3 separate regions of the Homo sapiens genome follow, and regions 1 and 3 are each linked to region 2. The links are chromatin contacts, found by Hi-C or POLR2A ChIA-PET in ENCODE. All regions are on one chromosome and are shown on one strand. Each heading gives the region's core, a stretch centred on a gene start or an enhancer-like site at or near the end of the contact. The rest is flanking DNA. Distances are from core to core; before and after follow the strand shown.

What was found. Hi-C counts contacts between places; a loop is a spot of excess contacts on that map. ChIA-PET counts read pairs that join two places held with the same protein, here RNA polymerase II (POLR2A). Pooled maps may share reads with other maps.
Region 1: a map of cardiac septum shows a loop between it and region 2 (3-fold over the local background). The contact joins the enhancer-like site here to the promoter of JMJD7-PLA2G4B in region 2. A Hi-C loop is called at or near these places in 4 of 168 maps with a recorded cell type or tissue (CD4-positive, alpha-beta T cell, cardiac septum, heart left ventricle and 1 more) and 15 of 50 pooled maps. POLR2A ChIA-PET finds 5 or more read pairs at or near these places in 1 of 52 experiments (activated CD4-positive, alpha-beta T cell).
Region 3: a pooled map shows a loop between it and region 2 (3-fold over the local background). The contact joins the enhancer-like site here to the promoter of JMJD7-PLA2G4B in region 2. A Hi-C loop is called at or near these places in 1 of 168 maps with a recorded cell type or tissue (psoas muscle) and 2 of 50 pooled maps. POLR2A ChIA-PET finds 5 or more read pairs at or near these places in 3 of 52 experiments (HepG2, WTC11 and activated naive CD4-positive, alpha-beta T cell).

The regions. Positions count from the first base shown.
Region 1 is chr15:42,056,697-42,060,217 of GRCh38, reverse strand. No RefSeq gene overlaps it. Among named protein-coding and RNA genes, the nearest start is that of PLA2G4D, 36 kb to the left of the region's middle. Within about 2 kb of position 2,102, at least 21 of the 41 ENCODE cell types and tissues checked have a DNase peak (open chromatin) inside an H3K27ac peak, as active enhancers do.
Region 2 is chr15:41,826,807-41,830,336 of GRCh38, reverse strand. It overlaps JMJD7-PLA2G4B (JMJD7-PLA2G4B readthrough), which reads right to left and starts at 2,245. Exons shown (of 25, transcript NM_005090.4): 1 at 2,149-2,245. The coding sequence starts at 2,212. MAPKBP1 (mitogen-activated protein kinase binding protein 1) reads right to left here. Exons shown (of 31, transcript NM_014994.3): 31 at 2,482-3,530. It overlaps JMJD7 (jumonji domain containing 7), which reads right to left and starts at 2,245. Exons shown (of 8, transcript NM_001114632.2): 1 at 2,149-2,245. The coding sequence starts at 2,212. RefSeq lists a silencer at 2,268-2,357 and enhancers at 2,092-2,386, 2,418-2,647.
Region 3 is chr15:41,956,626-41,960,031 of GRCh38, reverse strand. All of the region lies in intron 1 of EHD4 (EH domain containing 4), which reads left to right. It overlaps LOC124903477 (a long non-coding RNA gene), which reads right to left. Exons shown (of 2, transcript XR_007064603.1): 2 at 3,367-3,406. Among named protein-coding and RNA genes, the nearest start is that of EHD4, 14 kb to the left of the region's middle. RefSeq lists an enhancer at 2,639-2,758. Within about 2 kb of position 1,836, at least 4 of the 41 ENCODE cell types and tissues checked have a DNase peak (open chromatin) inside an H3K27ac peak, as active enhancers do.

The DNA of each region.
Region 1 (3,521 bases), core at 853-3,352, 230 kb before region 2:
TAAAAGGTGACAACAATGGCCACTCCGCAGCACTGCTGGAGGGATGACGCTGAATACTGTATGTGAAGGGTGTGGCACGGTACCAGACACAGGAAGTACTTGATAAATGGTAGTTCTTTAAAAAATTTTTATCATTATTTTAGAGATGGACTTGTATCCTGATTAGATACAATGCCATGGAGATGGAGCACTTTTATTCACATAAATGATTACTGGTCTAAGTATAAATTATGTCCTGGGTTGTGACACTTGCTATAATGCCCGGTTTGAAAAACAGCAATTAACTTTTTCTGAGGTAAGATTGCAGTTCAGGTGGCTGCCACCAGGGGGCTGTGTTGCCAAGTGACGGTGTTGCCAGGACAATTAATTGCCTGGAGTAGTGGTCCCCAAGAGCACAGAGCATACTCGTCACTCCGTAAAACTTTCCACAAAATACGCTCTTATTTATAGAAGTCCTGCTATGTTGCTTAGGCTGGTCTTGAACTCTTGGGCTCAAGCAATTCTTCTGCCTAGCTTCCCAAAGTGATGGGATTACAAGCATGAACCACTGCGCTTGGCTGAAATAATGCTTTTAAACTCATGTGACAACCTTATATATTAATTAGCAGCCAGCATTTACACATATATTCAAAGAAGAACATGATTCAAAGCAAAATTCAAAGACATAAATGCCTAGGTAAAGTCTCTCACAGTACTGTCACAACCCAATGGCACTTGGGACTTTCCTCTTCACGGCCAGGGTGTCTATCAACAGTAAAATGGGCAAATAATGTTTGGAGTATTCATGCAATGGAATATTATGCAGCCGTGAAAACAAACACTCTGTATTACACACAGTATGGATGGGTTTCATAAACATAATGTTGAATGTAAGAAGCAAGGCATGGAAGAATAAAATATTGAACAGTTGCATTGGTATAAAGTGCCAAAACTGATCAAACTAATTACAGTAGCAGAAATCAGGATAGCATTTACCTTTGGAAGACAGGTGTGCCATGATTGGAAGGAAGCCAAGGAAGGTTTCTAGGATGCTGGTGACGTTCTGTTTCTCCATCAGGATGCTTGTTACATGGGTGTATTCAAAAGGGAAACTTAATGAAGCTGCACATTTTTTTTCTTTATGCAGTATACTTTCTATTTTATTTTTTAAAAGTGAGGCTAAAAAATGAGATTCTTGGCCGAGTGTGCTGGCTCATGCCTGTAATTCCAGCGCTGTGGGAGGCCAAAGCAGGTGGATCACTTGAACTGAGGAGTTTGAGGCTGCAGTGAACTATGACTGCATCACTGCACTCCAACCTGGGCAACAGAGTGAGACCTTGTCTCTAAAAAATATATATATATAAATAAATAAATAGAAATGAGATCCTTAAAGAAAATAATAAATGCTGATAACATCATCAGTGTTATCTCTGAAAGGTGAACTTAAAGGTATCTTACATTCTGCTATTTCTATACATATTTATTTTCTTTTTTAAAACAAATTTTAGATTCTGGGGGTACATGTACAGGTTTGGGGTTACATGGGTATATCGCATGGTACTGAGGTTTGGGCCCTACCCAAGTAGCGAACATAGTACCCAATAGGCAGTTTGTCCACCCTTCTCCCACTCTCTCCCTCCCCGCTTTTGGAATTCCCGGTGTTTATTTTTCCCATCTTTGTGTCTGCCACTTACAAGTAAGAACACGTAGTATTTAGTTTTCTGTTTCTGTGTTAATTCAATTAAGGTAACAGCCTCCAGCCTTATCCATGGTACTGCAAAGGACACGATTTTGTTCTTTTTTATGGCTGTGTAGTATTCCATGGTGTATATGCACCACATTTTCTTTAATCTACTTTTGATGGGTGCCTGGGTTGATTCTATGTCCTTGCTCTTGTGAATAAACACTGCACACTCATAATTCATGCAGTTTTCTGTGTATATGTCTAGTTTTAAGAGTTTACTAAAGAGAAAAAATCTGAGGGTGTCATCATCTGCATAGTGGAGCACAGCAACCTGTGATTTGTGCCTGCCAAGTAAGTGTTCCTGTCACTCTTCTCTGTTGACAACTCCTGTCCAGCAGCCCTAGGAGAGAGGGTGTGACCAGGACTGGCCTATCTCAGTGTGTCATCTCCTTGCCACTGGGGATTGCCTCGGGGGGCAGACACCTAACTTGAGCAAGCCCATCTGAGCCCTTCCCTATTAGAAAGATTCCTGTTGAAAAAATTTCTCCCTTGATGTTGGGGTGGCTGAGCCTGGGCTGCCAGGGGCTGTATCCCCACCACTGGAGGAGGGCTGTCTACAGAAAGAGAGAGTGAGGCCAGTGGGTGAAGGGGGACAGAGGAGACAAGGGCAGGACAAACAGCCCTGGCCGCTGCCAATCCCAGGTTCTGTTCTTCTCCAACTTCCCAGAATCTTCCTTGTGTCAAACCTGTGAGTTAGTTCGGCCTCTTGCCCAGCTAGGTGAGGCAGTAAATTGCTTTTTATGCCTCAGCTTGTTCAGTTTGGCTCCTACCTATGACTAAGAGAGTCTTGACTAATCCATTACGCAACTGGGTGGATGGCAGGGCCACTTACTGAAGCAGGTACGGCCAGCGGAGGTGGAGAAAGTGTAAGCTGTGCGAGCCACATCATCCGGGAAGGGGCGGTCGCTCCTCGACGTCAGGAGGATGTCACAACCCTGACGCGGGTGTTTTACATCATCTTTGTCTAGGCTGGGGTGATGACTAGCCCCCAAGGTCACGATACACACTCACTCCCTACTCTGGAGTTCACCTTGAGATTACATTCTTTCTCATTAGTGATCGAATTGACTTCTAAGTCTTGAAGCCTTCAGCCTTTGAGCTCAGACACATTCCTTTCCCTCCTGGACTTCTGCCATCAGCGATAACCAGGAAAGTCCCAGGGATGCTGATTAACATCCCGAGGAAAGGAAATGGGACAACCTCCCGTCTCCAAGACTTTCTGCGGACCCCTCACTGCTTTTTCTCAGGGCCACACGGTGTCAGTGCTGAGACACCGACAAGCCTATGGCGTCGGTGGTGCCCGGCTCCTGTCACGCAGCACTGGTGAGGACACACAGACTCCATGTCGCGCTGGACGATCCGGGTAGCCTGGCCACGCGCCCCCCAGCGTCTGCTGCCTGGCTTGCCCTTTCTCGCCCGGTCTCTGGGAATGAAACCGGGAGGGCTTTGCAGAGCACAACCCGCAGGCTCTGTGCCGGGGCAGGTGGCTTTGCTCACCCACCATCCTCAGGCACATCCCCCAAGGCCGGCCCTGCCAGGGTGGCAGCTCAAAGAGTTTCTGCACCGCATTAGCAGCTGCGCCAGGCCCCCCGCTACTTTTCTCTTCTTTCTGCATTCTGCCCCTGGAGTGGTGGAAATTCTAACTTGGGCCAAGCTCTATCCCCATTTCCGACTCTGTGACGAGGAACTCTTAAGACGGGTAGGGGAGGACAGAAAGGTGCTGAGTCCATCACCCTAATAGCGGATTCTGGAAGGAAAGTTAGGAAAATCCCTCCCCTCACCTTCATGGGATACAAAA
Region 2 (3,530 bases), core at 996-3,495:
GTGTTCCGGAAACAGTGAAGAAGCCAGTTTGCAGGAGCAGGGTCTTTGTGCACATGTGTGAGTATTTTTGTACTCACAAGTGCAAGTCCCTACAAGTCCCAGTTGCACCTTTGGCAGGGTGCTCGCAGGCTTCTGGGATGTGGCAGGGAGCGAGGTTCAGGCTGCAGCAGAGGGTCTGGGCTGAGGAGCAGGTCCTGCCCAGCCATGTGAGGGTGGGGGTGGTGCAGTCGGCTGCCTCGGGGATGCAGGGAACAGGGGACTCACTACCACCACTGCTGCTCCCAGAGCCACTTCTGCTGCCCGACTTGTGCCTCCCCACTGCAGCCAGCATGATGACAGCATCTGCTTCCAACTGCCCGCCACTGTCATCAAAACTGCTGGACTCAAACAATCCTCTTGCCTCAGGAGGTGGGACTACAGGCACATGCCACCACACGATGGTGTCTCACTATGTTGCCCACGCTGGTCTTGAACTCCTGGCCTCAAGAGATGCCTCCCACCTTGGTCTCCTGAAGTGCTAGGATTACAGGCGTGAGTACTGCACACAGCCTGGGATTCTGAAAATACATGGAAACTGCCATTTTTTCACCCTTTGGACTTCTGCAATTAGGGATTTGTTTTACTTGCTCACCATTTCCTTTAGAGAATGGCTGCTTTCCTCTCCTGGGGCTTCCAAGTGAGAAAATTTCAAAAGGGATCCAAACAATTGCTTTGACCCCATAACTCTGCTAAGAATTTAACAAGGCCGGGAGCAGTGGCTTATGTGTTCCATGGCGTTCCAAAACTTTGGAATGCTGAGGTGGAAGGATTGTTTGAGGAATCTGAGACCAGCCTTGTCTCTACTAAAATTCAAAAAAATTAGCCAGGCGTGGTGGCGCATGCCTGTAGTCTCAGCTACTCCCAGGTGCTGAAGCAGGAGGATCTCTTGAACCTGGGAGGTCGAGGTGCAGCGAGCTATGATCGTGCCACTGCACTCCAGCCTGTGTGACAGAGTAAGACCCTGTCTCAAAAAATATAAAGTATTTAACCAACAAACATACTCACACATGCGCAGAAGACGCTGCTCCTGCAGACTGGCTTCTTCACTGTTTCCTAAACACATCAGGCATACTCCCAAAGAGGGCTTTGCCTGCACTTACCTTCTAACCTACTTCTTCTACTCTACAATGTACTCATTCAGTACACCTGTGGTTGATTGTCCACGTTCTCACTTAGAATGTAACAGGACATAGACTGTAAAAGACAGATTTGTTTTGTTCAGTGATGTATCTCAAACACACTGAACAGAGCCTGGCACACAGAGATGCTGAATAAGTATTTGTTAAATCAATCCTCAAAGTATTCGTTGCAGCATTATTGAAAACAACGGATTGGACATGACCTAAATGACTAAGTGAATACAGCACTAGCACACAGACGTGAAAAAGACTGAGGTAGAGGAATGTGAAATGATCTCCAAGATACACGGTGCAGAAGAGTGTGTTTAGCAGGCTACTATTTGTACAAAAAAAGGGTAAAAAGTCGTGTGTGCACGGATATAAACAATCTTTCTGTAAGAATGCAAACTGGGGCTGGGAGGAAACCTTGCTTCATTTACATTGCGTACCACTGTATATTACATACCCATCACATACACATGAGCCTGTGTTGCTGTTCAGTGGTAAGAAATCATTTAAAAATAGAAAAAAGAAGGAAGGAGGGAAGAGAGAAAGAAAGAAAAGGAATAAAAACCAAGCAGGGGAAGAGCCAGGGACCATTTGGTCAGCCTGCAATCCTCCCAAAGTGCGACAAGGGAGTTGAGGTCGGAGGTGGGGCGCGTGGGGGAGGAATCCGACCACCAGCTGTGTGCCTTCGATGAGCTTTCAACAAGGGTAACAGCAAGCTGCTCAAGACTGTAGGAAACACAGGGCTTCGCCGCGACCACGGTCAAGACGGCACCGGGCCTTGGGAACAACGTGAACAGAATCACCCAGGAAGCCGCGGGAGCGCGCGAACACGGGAGAAGGGAAGCAGGTTGCCACAGAAGAGCAACCCGAGCGGGGCCTCAGGGCAGTCGCACACACGAGGTTCCGAGCCCCCGGTGTCAGCGGCATCCCAGGGCCCCTCCCGTGTTCGGAAATCGCCGCAGCCTGTGGGAGAGCCACTCACCCCTTGCAGCGGCCGGGAATTCTCGTAACTCGCTCCGCACGGCTTCCAAAGCCGCCTCCGCCATGGCTGCGTCAGCGCCGGCCGAGACCCCGCCTTTCCCCGACGCCCCGCCGCAGGCCACACCCCAAGCACTCGCCCCGCCCTCCCCAGAGTCCCCGCCGCAGGCCACACCCCCAGACCCTCGCCCCGCCCTTCCAGAGGCACCCGCCGCAGGCCACACCCCCAGCACCCCGCCCCGTCCTGCCCCTGGACACACACCGGGTTCTGCCACCGAAGCGGTGGAGCGACTGGCAGCGCCCGCTTCGGCCTGCCCCACTGGCCGGCATCCCAGGGTTAACAAACAATTGTGTTTATTGACAAGTTCATACATCAGTACAAACGGGCACGTTAAAAACAGCGCCCCCGCCCCATGCAGCCGAGGATGAGGCAGGAAGCGCCGCGACCTGCACAAAGTATAAAAGTTATAAATAAGGGGCTTTCAAAACAAGGCGGGGGCAAATCTGGAGTGGGGCGGCGGTTGCCGGTGGCCTCAGACATGCAGAAGGGGACGGGGCGCCGGCCGGGCCACGAGGCCCCCCACCCACATGGGGCAGAGGGCAGGAAAAGGGCGGCCACATTCTCACAAACTTCTGGCGAAGGGTAGCTCCCTCCTCGTGAAGGACCTGGCCCAGAGGGCGAACCTGAGTCCCACCTGCGGTGGGCGCGGCTGGTGTGGGAAGTCGGGGCACAGCAGGCACGGGCCCGCCCCCGCCGCCGCGGGAGTTCCAGGGCCATGCGGGTGGCGATGCTAGAGGAGTGGGGAAGGGCCAGGTTTGGAGCAGCTCAAGCGCACTCAGGCTGATGCCCCGGAGCTGGGAACCTTTTGTAACCCTTTTTCTTTTTTTTTTTTGAGATGGCGTGTAGCTTTGTCACCTAGGTTGGAGTGCAATGGCGCGATCTCGGCTCACTGCAACCTCCACCTCCACCTCCAGGGTTCAAGCGATTCTCCTGCCTAAACCTCCCGAGTAGCTGGGATTACAGGCGCCCACCACCACGCCCAGCTAATTTTTTTATTTTTAGTAGACAGGGTTTCACCATGTTGGCCAGGCTGATCTCGAACTCCTAACCTCAGGTGATCCACCCGCCTCGGCCTCCCAAAGTGCTGGGATTACAGGCTTGAGCCACCACACCTGGCCCAGAACCCATTTCTTTATAAGCCTCTGCCTATGGCGCAGCAGGGCGGGTGAAGGGGCTCTCGTGGCCTGAAGCTGTGGTAAAGCTGCTCTGACTTACCTGCAGCAGAGGGGAGCAGTAGGGCCCAGAAAAACCTTTCCTCAACTCTTCAACTGCCTCACGACATGGTCCCACTCTACCTCCTAGGGTCCCCTATCTCCTTTCCCTCA
Region 3 (3,406 bases), core at 587-3,086, 130 kb before region 2:
ACTTACTTTTCCTGGTGTGAAACACAAGGATAGATTAAACAATAGAAACTGCTTTTTTTTTTTTTTTTTTGAGGTGGAGTCTCACCCAGTCTGGAATGCAGTGGTGCAATTTTGGCTCACTGCAACCTCCGCCTCCCAGGTTCAAGCAATTCTCCTGCCTCATCCTCCCGAGTAGCTGGGATTACAGGTGCGCACCACCACGCCCGGCTAATTTTTGTGCTTTTAGTAGAGACGGGGTTTCACCGTGTTTGCCACAGGGTGGCCTTGAACTCCTGACCTCACATGATCCATCCACCTCAGCCTCTCAAAGTGCTGGGATTACAGGTGTGAGCCACCGTGCCCGGCCAGAAACTGCTCTTAAAACATCTTTCCAGGCTCAAATCAAATCAGAGTAGAAGTAGTAACTCTTCCTTTTCATCCCTCTCCTAGTGAAATAGTGGATCAAGTAAGTATTCTGAAGAAAAATATATTACATGAAACTTTCCAAAACTTATTTTAAAAATGTTTCAGGCAATAGCAATGAATTGAACCCCCAAACTCCATGCACAGATGCCAAGGTATGCACGAACATATTTTAAGATCTCGTTTATCATCACACAAACCATTTCTTTTTTTTTTTTTTTTTTTTTTTTTTTTGAGACAAAGTCTTGCTCTGTCACCCAGGCTGGAGTGCAGTGGCACGATCTCGGCTCACTGCAAGCTCAGCCTCCCGGGTTCACGCCATTCTCCTGCCTCAGCCTCCCGAGTAGCTGGGACTACAGGCGCCCGCCACCATGCCTGGCTAATTTTATTTTTGTATTTTTAGTAGAGACGGGGTTTCACCGTGTTAGCCAGGATGGTCTCGATCTCCTGACCTCGTGATCCGCCCACCTCGGCCTCCCAAAGTGCTGGGATTACAGGCGTGAGCCACCACGCCCAGCCCACACAAACCATTTCTTTAGATTTGGCTTGATAATTTAAAAATAATGCTCATACAACACTCAAAATATATGTGCCGTATTATTTTTAAAATCTTACATTTGTGTATTTGTTATGATTCACAGGACACGTTCCTGTAAACATTCCCAGTGGAACCCGTCGGCCTCTCAGGCTCTGATTTAGGGTGGGTGGTGTCCTCATAAGACTAGTAAGAAATCCTTCATCTTAATAAACCGCTTAACCCATTTGAGCCTTAGTTTCCTCATCTGTAAAATAGGGATAGAAATAGTACCTGCCCATAAGGTAGTTAGGATGAAATGAGACTATTCATGTAAAGACTTTAGCACATAACGAGTCCTCAAGCGTTAGGTATATTTATTTAAAGTGTAATGCTTTGCCCACTACTCCAGCATTTGTTTGAATAATGTGCCACTTAGATTTGTTTGGTTTTTATTCATTCTTAAGCTCATCGTTGAGAAGATGGTGCTTGGACATATTGAGAGTATCTCTGTTTTCAATATCTTGAGAGTTTTTTTTCTTCCCCTTGTCATAAATGACATTCACTTCTATGAAGTGAAAAAAAAAATTCTAGCCTAAGCAATGAAAAAAAGAAGACACCATCCATATATACTCTTGCATCAAAGTAGCTCTGTGAGCTTGGGCTGAATGCTGGCAACCGGGGTACCCCAGAGCCACTTGGATGAGTCTGAACTGGGGACCTCATCGGACCAGGACAAGGGGATGTCAGGTCTCCCATCCATCCCACCATCCCTTCCGCCCAGCTGCTTGGAATCCAAATGTCCATACCTTTTTATGTGGCTGGCTTGGCTCGAGAACCTTGGAGCAATCATTGCTGGAATTGGCAGGCCTCTCCGAGAACACAGGAAAGGGGGAGCAAAGTGGAGCCAAGGACAAAAATCAAGTCTCCAAAGCACAGGATGCCTGTGGAGGGGCTAATCAGCTCTGAATCACGGTGGTCTTCCTGTGTCCTCTTGTTCCTTTGAATTGTTGTTATTGCAGATAATACTAGAGTCCCTGAAACTCGTAGCTTTGGGAAAGCCTCTGAGGCACTCCCACCGTGAGAAATGTCTAACACAGTTGATCAGGCTGTCTATCCCGTGTGGCTGTGTGATTGACCCATTTATGCACATTGCACCTCAGCATCAGCTCAGACTCTTCCCTTCCAGCTTGCTGTGTGTGGATCCATCACTTCATTCTCCCTTTTTCCATGTCAGATACTTGGTGTCTTGGTTGTTCCGAGTTCCCTCACTGCACTGACATGTACCTGTTTACCCAGCAGTGTAACAGATGAATCTGAGTTTCTGCAGTCCCCCAGTGAAAAATCTTCTTCAGGGCAATCAGCTTAGAGTGTCATATGTAAAGTCAGGGATCTGCCAGGTCCTGCTTAGAGCACCAGGGAGCTGGGGGCAGTGTAGGACCCCAGGGTGATGGTGCTGTGCCTGGTGTAAGAGCAGAAGTCTGGGGCCAGGAGAAAGGGGCTGCAGGTTCTGGATCCTGCATGGCCACCCTGTGAGTTTGACCAGCAACAAGCCATGTTCCTGCACTAACCCTCAGTCTTGTCGCTTGTAAAGATAAGAGGCTGACTCAAATCATTCCTACCAGACTCCAGGTTTCTAAAGTACTGAGTATATAGACCATGCCCTGCAGGAAATGACAGCCCAAGAGAGGAGAGGAAACAGGCCCTCAAATAACACCAGCACGAGCTGTTAGAGGTCAACTCCGCAAAATCCCCATTTGAGTTTATTTTTTCTTTATTTATTTAGAGACAGGGTCTCACTCTGTCACCTAGGCTGGAGTGCAGTGACATGGTCACAGCTCACTGCAGCTTCAACCTCCCTGGGCTCAAGCGACCATCCCACCCCAGCCTCTTAAGTAGCTGGGACTACAGATGCACGCCACCACACCTGGCTAATTTTTGTATGTTTTGTAGAGACGGGGTTTCTCCATGTTGCCCAGGCTAGTCTCGAACTCCTAGGCCAAGCGATCCTCCCACTGCGGCCTCCCAAAATGCTGGAATTACAGGCACGAGCCACCGCTCCCAGCAAGACCCCCATTTTAAAGGCTTCTAACACATGGTGTCAAATTGCTTTTTAGTGAAGTTAGACCAACTTATTCCCCCACCAACATATATAAGGGTGTTTATCTCACAGGACCCTTGCCAGCATTGATGATTCCGAGTTTTCAAAAATTTGTTAATGTGCTCTGTCTTTACTGGTATTTCTTTGATGGTGAAATTGAACACTGAATGTTAACTTTGTATTATCTGTGAAAGTATCACCAAACAAATTGATAATGCAAGCAAGCTTTATAATACAGTAATTCTTCCTAATTCTAGTTCTTCCTCTGTGTCTGAGATCCAGAGATTGATTTACCAAGGTCACAGTCAAAGGGGGACACCTTTGACTTCAAATTATTTCACACTTGAAGCACACTTTAAAAATGATTTATTGTTAAAGGTCTGTCCAGT